2 separate regions of the Homo sapiens genome follow, and region 2 is linked to region 1. The links are chromatin loops, found by intact Hi-C in ENCODE. Cell type or tissue: CD4-positive, alpha-beta T cell. All regions are shown on one strand. Each heading gives the region's core, and the rest is flanking DNA. Links, peaks and the distances in the headings are about the cores only.

Region 1 (5,383 bases), core at 282-5,281:
TAGAGCCAATATGCCAATATTCAAACCCAGGGCTGCTTGGCCCCCAAATCCATGGTCTTTTTTTTTTTTTTTTTTTTTTTTGAGACGGAGTCTCAGACTGTCGCCTGGGCTGGAGTGAAATGACGTGATCTCAGCTCACTGCAACCTCCGCCTCCCGGGTTCAAGCGATTCTCCTGCCTCAGCCTCCTGAGTAGCTGGGATTACAGGCACACACCACCACATCTGGCTAATGTTTTGTATTTTTAGTAGAGATGGGGTTTCACTATGTTGGCCAGACTGGTCTCGAACTCCTTACCTCATGATCCACCCGCCTCAGCCTCCCAAAGTGCTGGGATTACAGGCGTGAGCCACCGCGCCTGGCCTCCATGGTCTTTTGATAATGCTGGGGTGAGTCAATCTTTGATTCTATTTTACTGTGATAACATGATGTAGGATCAAATATTGACTCATATCAGAAAAGTGATTCCTTATCTTCTAGTCTTTTTAATATTCTGTGAATAGTATATATTTTTGTTAGAAAAATTACTGTACGCTACTATAGACTTCATAAACACTGTACACTTAGGTTTCACTATATTTATGAAAAAATATTTTTCTTTCATCAGTAACCTTAGCTTACCATAATGTTTTTACTTTATAAACTTGAAAAAAATGACTCTTTTATAATAAGTTTAAAACATAAATACATTGTACAGATACACAAAACTTTTTTTTCTTTATATCCTTATTCTATAAGCTTTTTATATCTTAACTTTTTAATTTTTAAACTTTTTTGTTAAAAACAGACACAAACACACACATTAGCCTAGGCTTACAGAGAGTCAGGATCATCAGTGTCACTGTCTTCCACCTCCACATCTTGTCCCATTGGAAGGTCTTCAGGGGCAATAACACACCCGGAGCTGTCATCTCCTATGATGACAATGCTCTTATGGAATACCTCCTGAAAGGCCTGCCTGAGGCTGACAGTTAACTTTTCTTATAAGTAGAAGGAATGCACTCTAAAATAATGATAAAAAGTATAATACAGTAAATATATGAACCAGTAACAGTCGTTTATTATCATTTTGAAGTATTATGTATTGCACATAATCATGTGTGCTACCTTTTTATATGACTGGCAGCATGGTAGGTTTGTTTACACCAGCATCACAACAAACATGTGAGTAATACATTGCGGTACAGTGTTACAATGGCTTTGTCGCTAGGTGATAAGAATTTTTCAGCTCCATTATAATCTTATGGGACTAATGTCATATATGTAGTCCATCGATGATCAAAATGTCATTATGGGGCACATGACTATAAATGTACCTCTTGAGGACTGGCCTTTCTGACAGCTTTTTTTTTTAGTTTTGAGGATCAAACCCTTGGGGCCATTGATTCATTGGATCATTCAGCAAATGATCAAATGGGTAATTTGCGGTACAATCTAAGCAAAGGAAAACCTGAAGATGTCCATTTCTTCAAGGAAGCTCTAATCTGGAACAGCAATAAATTCTCTACGCAAAAGAGAAACACTCAAGGCAGTAAGGTAACAGCTCTGAAAGTGCTAAAAATATGGAGGGGAGCGAGCGATAACTTGTATGGTCACCATTGACCTTGCTGATGCAGAAATAAATCATCTTTACTCTTCATTCTCTTGAATTCTCACCTACCCTGCCACCTCATCCAAAATTTGTTAATTCTATGTGCAAAACATCTTTCAAATCCACCCCTCTCTCTTCATCCTCACTGCCCCCATCCTAGTCCACATCAATGCCAGTCTTCTGATTTTCCTGTCCCTAGTCTGATCTTCTCCCAATGCACTCTGCAGAGTGACCTTTATGAAATGTAGATCTGATTATGCCACGTTCCCACTTTAAAAGCCTCTAGAGGTGTGAACCTCTAGAGTCTTCTAGAATCTGACTTCCATTCTCTGTCCAGCTTTATTTCTTGCTGGACTACTCTATGCTCCAGCCATATTGGTCAAAAATTGTTTTAGTTTCTGGAACCTATGGTGATCCTCTCACCGAGGCCTGCTATTTTCTCTTACTGGAACTCTGTCCCCTCCCCTGGGCACCCTCCCGCCTCTGGCCTAGCGAATTCCTTCCATCTTCCGGTCTCAGTTCCTCCAAGAAACCTTCTCACCTAACCCGTCCGGTCAGGGTACTTTCCTTACCTAACACCCACTCCCTCGTTTACTTCTCTTTGGCTGGACTGAAGTTGGGCAGGGCAGGGGCTAGTCTGCCTTCTTCTGGGCCCAACCCTCCCGGCCGGCACCACAGGCATTACAGGTACTCTGTGCACTCAGGCTGCGCAGACCCGCAGCTTCCTATCCTGTAGCTCACTTTCCTCTGAGGCGGGCTGGAGGCGGAGCTTGTCCGCTGGGGGTGGGGCTCAAAGCTGGGGCGGGGATACGGAGCAAAACTTAAGAGGAAGATGAGAAGCCTGGTTGGCCAGGAGGCTTATCTGTCAGGACAGGGGGCGGGGCCTGGGGGGCCGTACCTTTGCTTACCGCGAGTGGGCGGGGCAGGTTTTACCGCCGCGGCCCATCAGCGAAGATCGCTGAGCGGCGCCCGCCTTGCGGGCCTCCAGGACCCGGCCGCCGCCATCCGGTGGGAAGCCGGGTGGCCTGCGGGTGAGGGGGGCGAGGCGGACGGAGGGCACCACACCCCCCGGGGGGCGGGGCGGGCGGAGAGCACCCTACATCCGGGAGCCGGGGCGGCGCCTGGAGAGCGGAGCAGGCAGCGCTTTCTGCCCGCTGAGTGGGTCAGGCGCCGCCCCCTTGTGGTCTCGGCCTGCGGGCAGCCCTTTGGAGCGCGCGGGAACCGGACGCCCGCCCGAGGAGAGAGGATCCAGGAGACCACTCCGGGCGGGATCCGCGGAGCCTGGGGCCGGGCGGTTGGCCCACATTATAAGAGGGCCTGCGTTGCTTCTACCTCAAAGGCTTTAGGGTGTTTGTTAATTCCCCGCCCCCCAACCTGATGATGCTCCAGGTATTTACAGGCAGGTGCCCCATAGGCTGTTTACTGGGAAGCAGAATTGGTGGACTCCGTTCGGGGATATGAGGAAAGATCCATAAGCAGAGAGAATAAAGCCTTTGCACTTACATTTTACTTCTCTTATCCCTCACCTCTACCACCTTTCCCCTTGACCCCCAATGGGCTGCAGGTCACATCATCTTGTCCTTGATATATTCAGAAAATAGAAGCCCCTCAAACAACTTAGAAGCAGTCCCCGCATGTCACCAAATAATAGACCACAGCTGGCATGTGAATGCTACCAGTTAGAGATGTGTAGTAGTTTGTAATTTCCTCATGAATAGTTCAAACTAGAGATTTCTAAATTATTACTAAATTTTAGTATTAATCTAAATATTGTTAATAGATTTTTGTATTATTACTAAATGCATAATCTTTGGAGCAGAAGTTGTGGGAAAAGAAGATTTGGACAAATACCTGACAAGTTACCCGGTATTTTACTTTCTTTGAAGCAATTAAAGAGGTCTGTGTCTTGTCTTGAATAATTAATTTACTTAGGTTGCTGTTTAAAATGCTTTTAAATTTTCAAAACACATCTGTGAGGAGAGGTCTCCACATCTTCAGTTGAAAACTGGAAGAAGCAAAAGGAATAGAGTGTTTATCTTTGAAAAAAGCACACCTAACTAAAATAATAATAAAAAATATGCAGGTGGATAGAAACTCAACAGCTTTCTTCATAGGGTTTGAAACCATAACTGAAGGAAAGGCTATCTGCCATCTCCACTTTGTCTGCTTCTTCAGTCATCTCTCATTATTCAACTTACCTTCTAGTCAGGTCAAATTACAGTTTCTCCAGACTCATATTGCTTTCATATATCTCTTTGTCTTTGTACATAATACTCCTTTACCTTCCTAATGCTTATTTTACCTTCGAAATTCAGCCAATGTATCAACTCTCCTAGAAAGTTCCATTATCTTTCCTCCAAGTACAGGTCTTTCCACTGTACTACCATCGAGTTCTGGGATGCTTCTCCTTGGTGGCATTTTTTATACCGTGATATAATTCTCTCTTTACTTATTCCTGTATCAAGTTGTTAGGGCAATGCCTTTATCTCAATATTCTGTAAATGTAGCATGGACGGATTGATGATGGACAGACAGGTGGGCGAGGGAATAGCTACAAGGATGGACATATACGTGGGAGAAAAGGGACGGACAAATGTATAAATAGATGTTTTAAGGTTGGGTAGGTGAGTGGATGGAACTAAAGCTTGGAGAGTAAATCTTGATGAAGACTTGTTGGGAAACAAGAAGATCTTGATATGATGAACTCAAGGAGGTTGATGGAAAGGGGTGGGGGATAGTTGAGGATCGGTCATTGAAACCATTATTTCTTTTGGAAAAATATTGAGAAAACATGTACTAAAGTTAATAAATGCTACTTTGTGAGGAAAAGATGATATTAGTTTGATATTCTTAGTATTTAAAGTGTAAAGGACTAACATTTCCCTCTCCTATTTAGTCTCCATTTCTTTCTTAATCTCTAGTGTAAGCATTATTTAAAAGTTATTTGTTATAGTAAATATCTGGACATTCTCATCAGTGTGGTTATTCTTAAAAGTTGTCGGCAGGGTGCTATGGCTCACGCTTGTAATCCCAGCACTTTGGGAGGCCGAGGCAGGTGGATCACGAGGTCAGGAGATCGAGACCATCCTGGCCAACATGGTGAAACCCCGTCTCTACTAAAAATACAAAAATTAGCTGGGCGTGGTGGCGTGCGCCTGTAGTCCCAGCTACTCAAGAGGCTGAGGCAGGAGAATCGCTTGAACCCAGGAGGCGGAGGTTGCAGTGAGCCGAGATCGCGCCACTGCACTCCAGCCTAGGTGACAGAATGAAACTCCGTCTCAAAAAAAAAAAAAAAAAAAAAGTTGTCTAAAGTATTTTATTGTTGTTGCCTAAACTAATTGACTTCTGTGCTTTTGGTCCTTGAAAACACTGTTTTAATAGTTACACTTTTTTCTGTAATAATACTTTACATGTGTTAAAAGAAAAACTTTAGACAAATTAAATTTACCAGTTTATTTGAGCAAAGAATGACTCAGGAATCATGCATCACTGAGAACCAAAAGTTCAGAGTGCTGCACAGTGTGAGCAATGGACTTTTATAGGCCCAACACAGAAGCAGAGGAGAGGAATCACCTGATTGGTTGGGCATGGTGGCTGATGCCTGTAATCCCAGCAACTCGATAGACTTACTAGGGAGGATTGCTTGAGCCCAGGAGTTTGAGGCTGCAGTGAGCTGTGATCACACCACTGCACTCCAGCCTGGGCAACAAAGCAACCCTCCTGCCCCCACCCTGACCCCATCTGCTGTACTTGTCAGTAAGCTTGCTTTGGGTTTATGAGATCCAATAAATATG
Region 2 (5,383 bases), core at 127-5,126, 750 kb after region 1:
GCCAGGCTATCAGCTTGAGCCCAGTAGTGACCACCACAAAGAGTCAACTTGGTCTGGTAAATCTAAGGGAGCAGTTGACCTGGCTGTAGGTGCTGAATAGCCTGAAGGGAAGAGGACTGCTGGAAAATGGTCTCGTGGTATCTTAGGGTGGAGAAAGGAGAGTGGGAAAGGACAGCCTTGGGATGGGTATGGGGTGACTTTGGTTCCCTGTATTTGCTCCATAGACTCATGCTTGACCTCTACAGAGACAGAATCTGCAGGTAGAGAGGGAAGGGGCTCAAGTGAGACAATGAACACTTGTCATGCTCTTTTGGGGCCTAGGTGAAAAAATGTGAGGCAAAGTGGAAGAGAAGAGGCTTCTCTCCACAACTTAGGAACAGTGTGGTTGATGGCCTTGGGGCACAGGAAGAAAGCAACTTTGACTGAGAAGAGACACTGCCCCCCAGTGGCCTCGTGGCAGGGGGGTCAACAAGAAGCTCAAAGTGGAAGCACAGGCAAGAGAGGAAGCACATTGCAGGGATCACTTATATCGTGCCTCCCACTAATAATGGGAAGTTGGAAGGGAGCAGTGTGTCTGCATTAGGCAGGTGGAGTCTCAAGCCAATGCCATGTGAGTATTACCACTAATATAATAACTATTCTCATTAGGGCTGGTGTGTATAGGAAACCTAATTCTCCATATGCACAAAAGTTGTGGGAACACCAAAAAAAAAGCACTTATTTTCTGATCACAAGATTAAGCAGAGTGATGCCTATACTGGTTAATAATGGAATTGAGGTCTGGTAGGTGGAAAGACAAGAGGCCCAAGATAAGTAATAAAAGGAGACTCAGACACAGTGTTGGGGTTGGGGGCAACTGAGAGATGATGAGAGGGAGTTCAGCCAGGCCTTCCCTTCCCCTCAAACAGAGGGGCTTAAGAAGCTTAAGGAGAGCTCTCAGTGGAGGAGTCAGCAAAACGGAACTAAAGGAAATGGCCCTGAGGCTGGAGACAGGCTGGAGGCAAATAACTAGACAGAAATGTCCGCAAACAAATTCTAAAAATAAGACTTATCTCCTAAGCTAAACAAAATGAAAATCTACCTATGTGCACATAAATAGAATTCAAACAAAAAATAACCTTTCAAACAGCACTAAAGGGCACATTGAAAAATAAGTCCCTCCTGCCTCAGCCCCCTCAGGAAGCAGTTGGTGGCTGCCTGGCATGGTCTTGGAGTGCTGCCCCCCAGAGTCTTGACCGTCATTACAGGGTGAAAGCATAAATGTTAGGGGAACTCCAGGATCCCTAGAGCTCTAAAACCAGCATCCATCCCTGTGTGTCAGTGCTGAACCAGTTGTTAAATATTTTGAACATCACTGGTATCCTTCTAGAAATATGTGCACATATACAAGTATATCCCTACAACACCTCTTTTTTCCTTTTCATACAAATGGAAGAACTGAATAAAAAGCATTCCACATTTTGCCTTTTTTTGTGCCTACTTGGTCTATCTTTAAATGCATGAATATACATCGTATGTTTTTCTTTCAGAAATAACAGAATTTAGGTTACAGAGATAACAGAATACCTAAAACTGAGATATGGAGCACAGGAGTAACACGAGAGACTTTGGAATAACCTCTTGGAGCTTTTCATTAGGCACCAGTGAACCAGGCCAATGGCGACTGGGGAAACCACTCTGAAAGATGGAATCTGAGTGTGCTAGTCCAGGCTAACAGCGCCCTGCAGGCTTGGGCAAAAGGGAAAAGGAGGGACAAGATCAGTCACATTTGCCCAGGAGGGATCTAAGCTTCCTAGAGCCCTGACTCTTAGTGCCTAAATACAGCAGTTACCGAGAATCAAACCAGCCTCGGGTGGCACCAAGTTAAATTTCAAATTTCACACTCTGAACTTTTTCCAGGGAGTTTTTCCTTCATTCAAAAGAGATATAAAGTGAAGTTCTTCGTAAAAGACCTAAAATTTATTTCTCCTAATTGTCCCATTTTTACCTCAAATGCTGAAGGAAACATAGAGTTTTATTCATGAGAGAGAAAATACTTATAAACTAAACTTGAACTGGATTTTACAGTATATTCTACACATTGAAAAGTCAAGAGCACTAGGTGTACTCTTCTTACAGGTATGTTTATTTAAAAAACCCAAAGAACCAACCGGGCATGGTGGCTCACGCCTATAATCCCAGCACCTTGGGAGGCCGAGGTGGGAGGATCACGACGAGGTCAGGAGATTGAGACCATCTTGGCCAACATGGTAAAATCCCATCTCTACTAACATACAAAAAAAATTAGCTGGGCATGGTGGTGGTGTCCTCCTGTAGTCCCAGCTACTTGGGAGGCTGAGGTAGGGAAATCACTTGAACCCGGGAGGTGGAGGTTGCAGTGAGCGGAGATCACGCCACTGCACTCAGCAAGATTATGTCAAAAACAAAACAAACAAAAACAAAAACAAAACCAGTATGGGACAGGAGGCAAGTGTTAATTTTCCATGTCTCATTTCTGTTTCTATACAACATATTTTCATTATTTTAATATAAATGAGAGAGAGGCAGAGATTGAAGAAGAACATTTAAAACTGAGGGAGTAAACTGCACAGGAAGAGTACACAGAATGGGAGCAGAAAACTATTATCTAATACTTTTGTTGTTCCCTGATGTCCCCAGAAATTTTCAGTCTAGAAAGAGTCATAAAGGAGCAATTTCTGCTGATAGACTGTCACCTAGCGGTGGGTTTTTACCTTATTCATAATATAAGTGGCTGCTGAGCTTTGGAATGTTTTTAGAAAACATGCTCATTACTCCTTAAGATCTCCGGGGAACCTTTTACAATACTGTCACAAGCAGAATGTAACTCACTTTTGTGCTTCCCAAAGGTCTAATGTCCTTGTCGGCAATAGCTAAAACAGGTTGCACATCCTTCAAAAGGAAGTTTTGCCTCTGTAATTATTTGAATATTGTCAAAGAAGCCCTGTAGGCAAAATTAAGATTCGTAACTTTCTCTTCTGTTTACAACTCATAGCACCCTCAGTGTTCTCCTTGCTAATGGTCAAACTAGGCCCATATTTTCTAAAGTTTTCTCCATTTTTAGGTGGTGACAAAAGAGTGTATGTAACCCACTGGTCACATTGGCCTAGAGATACGATTCAGGACAAGGAAGTCACAAACTCAGCAACAAGACAATGTTCCCTAGATTTAATCTATGCCAGGAATCCATCCTGCTTGGTCACAAAGAGGCATTACAGTCCTCTTTGTCCAGTCCTTACTCTCTGTGTGATACCAGCCCTCTTGGCCAGGAGGGTTCCTACTGTTGCCTTAACCCTAGTCAACAGGGAGGCACCCTGCTCCCATCAGTGATAAAGTCTATGTTCAGGCGACAGAGCCAGCACATAGCTCTCTGTTATCAACATCCATTCTGCATGCCATACTATTTCAACCATTTATGCAGTATTGGCACTATATGTGTCACATGAAACAGAACAGATAGACCACATCCACACCAAGAAGTTGTGATCAGAAGGGAAAGCACTGGGTGTTATGAGGAGAGGTTGTCACCTACATTGGGAAGATCTGAGTGAGGTCCCTTTTAGGAAGGTTGCATCTGAGTAGAAGTCAGCCAGATGAAAAGCATCCTTGTCACAATGGAAAAGATAAATAAAATGTGGTATAGCCATACAATGGACATAAAAAGGAATGAAATACTAACTCAATCCACAATATGAATAAATCTTGAAAATGTTATGTATGCTAAATGAAAGAAGCCAGACACAAAAGACCACATAGCATGGCTGGGTGAAGTGGCTCATGCCTGTAATCCCACACTTTGGGAGGTCAAGGCAGGCAATCTCTTGGGCTCAGGGGTCTGAGACCAGCCTGGGTAACATAGTGAGACCTTGTATCTACAAAAAATAAATAGAAAATTAGCCAGATGCAGCACACGATTATAGTCCCAGCTACTTAGGAGGTTGAGGTGGGAGGATAGCTTGAGCCTGGGAGGTCAAAGGTACAGTGAGCTGTGGTCATGTCACTGCACTCTAGCCTAGGTAACAGAGTGAGAGCCCGTCTCAAAACACACACACACACACACACACACACCATATAATTCCATTTATATGAAATGTCCAGAATGGGCAAATCTATAGAAATAGATTAGTGGCGGCCAGGCACAGTGGCTCACGCCTGTAATCCTAACACTTTGGGAGGCTGAGGTGGGCGGATCACCTGAGGTTGGGAGTTTGAGACCAGCCTGACCAACATGGAGATACCCCGCCTCTACTAAAAATACAAAATTAGCCTGGCATGGTGGCGCATGCCTGTAATCCCAGCTACTCCAGAGGCTGAGGCAGGAGAATCACCTGGGAGCCAGAGGTTGTGGTGAGCCAAGATTGCATCATTGCACTCCAGCCTGGGCAACCAAAAAAAAAAGTAAGAAGAAAGAAAGAAATAGATTGGTGGCTGCTTATGGCTGGGGGTGGGGAGGGGGAAATAGAAAAATGAGTGACTACTAATGGCTAGGGTTTTATTGGAGGGAGTGATGAAAATGTTCTAAAATGGTGACACAAGTTGCACAATTCTGTGAATAGACTAAACTACTGAACTATTATACACTTAAATGAATTGTATCATAGTGAAATATATGTCAATAAAGTCGTTACTTAAAAATCTGGAGTCACAGATCTTAGGTTTAAGAATGCCAAATATGGAAGTATATCTCTTGTGTTCAACTCATTTTTTTCCTTCTAGCTCTTTCTCCTTAAGAACCCAGTAAGCATTCACTAAAGGGCTAAGCCAAAAGACAGCTGAGCATGGCCGCACTATGCTGCCCCCTCCTGGGATCCCAAAGGATCTTCTGAACCCAAGCTTATGCACAGGACTTTTCCCTTCTCAAGAGATGTCCCTCTCCTAGTTAGCACTCACGCTCAGAAGATAAACCCTAAAGGACAAGGGTTTTTGTCTCAGGGCCAGCAATCAGTTCAACTTCTATTCGTGGCCTGTTCCCTTCTCTGAAGACCTCTGGACTCTGATGAAAAAATAAACCCTACCTTTTCCATCAGCCCCATTGACACACCCATACAAGCCAGAATTTCCAGAAGTGACTCTCATACCCGGTTACGCATTCTTCACAGTGAATGGAACAGACTCTTGTCCACCTGTGGACAGACCTTTTACTGGAACACAATGGGTAACAACACTTCAAGATCCAACTTAGGTCTCCTTCCTTCATAAGTGTTCCGCAATTTAGCAGTGTTTCAGTTGTTGAAAACCCATTTTCTCTTTTCAGGTTAGTATAGCCTTACCAGAAGATAAGGGGAAACTTTCTGGGGGACCACCCCTCACCCACAGTCAGTTCAGGAGCCTGTGATGGGGGCATCACCTCCAGCTCCAAGGATAG

Evidence for each region. A loop is a pair of places that touch in the nucleus more often than their neighbours do. Peaks named below come from ENCODE experiments on the same cell type or tissue, not always from the same donor. Only the 100,000 strongest peaks of a DNase experiment are listed, where the experiment ranks them.
Region 2: a loop joins it to region 1, with 4 times the contacts of the local background. A loop is called at or near these places in 5 of 110 quality-filtered maps.

What each region holds. Positions count from the first base shown.
Region 1 is chr1:182,027,324-182,032,706 of GRCh38, forward strand. No RefSeq gene overlaps it. Among named protein-coding and RNA genes, the nearest start is that of ZNF648, 32 kb to the right of the region's middle. RefSeq lists a silencer at 2,405-2,794. In CD4-positive, alpha-beta T cell, for the core only: a CTCF peak has its summit at 2,705; a DNase peak (open chromatin) is centred at 2,518; H3K4me3 peaks cover 1,719 bases; H3K27ac peaks cover 1,145 bases.
Region 2 is chr1:182,782,053-182,787,435 of GRCh38, forward strand. No RefSeq gene overlaps it. Among named protein-coding and RNA genes, the nearest start is that of NPL, 5.0 kb to the right of the region's middle. RefSeq lists an enhancer at 475-564. In CD4-positive, alpha-beta T cell, for the core only: CTCF peaks have their summits at 460 (motif pointing left), 2,715 (motif pointing left), 2,915, 4,788 (motif pointing left) and 1 weaker place; DNase peaks (open chromatin) are centred at 449, 2,719 and 4,819; H3K27me3 peaks cover 213 bases.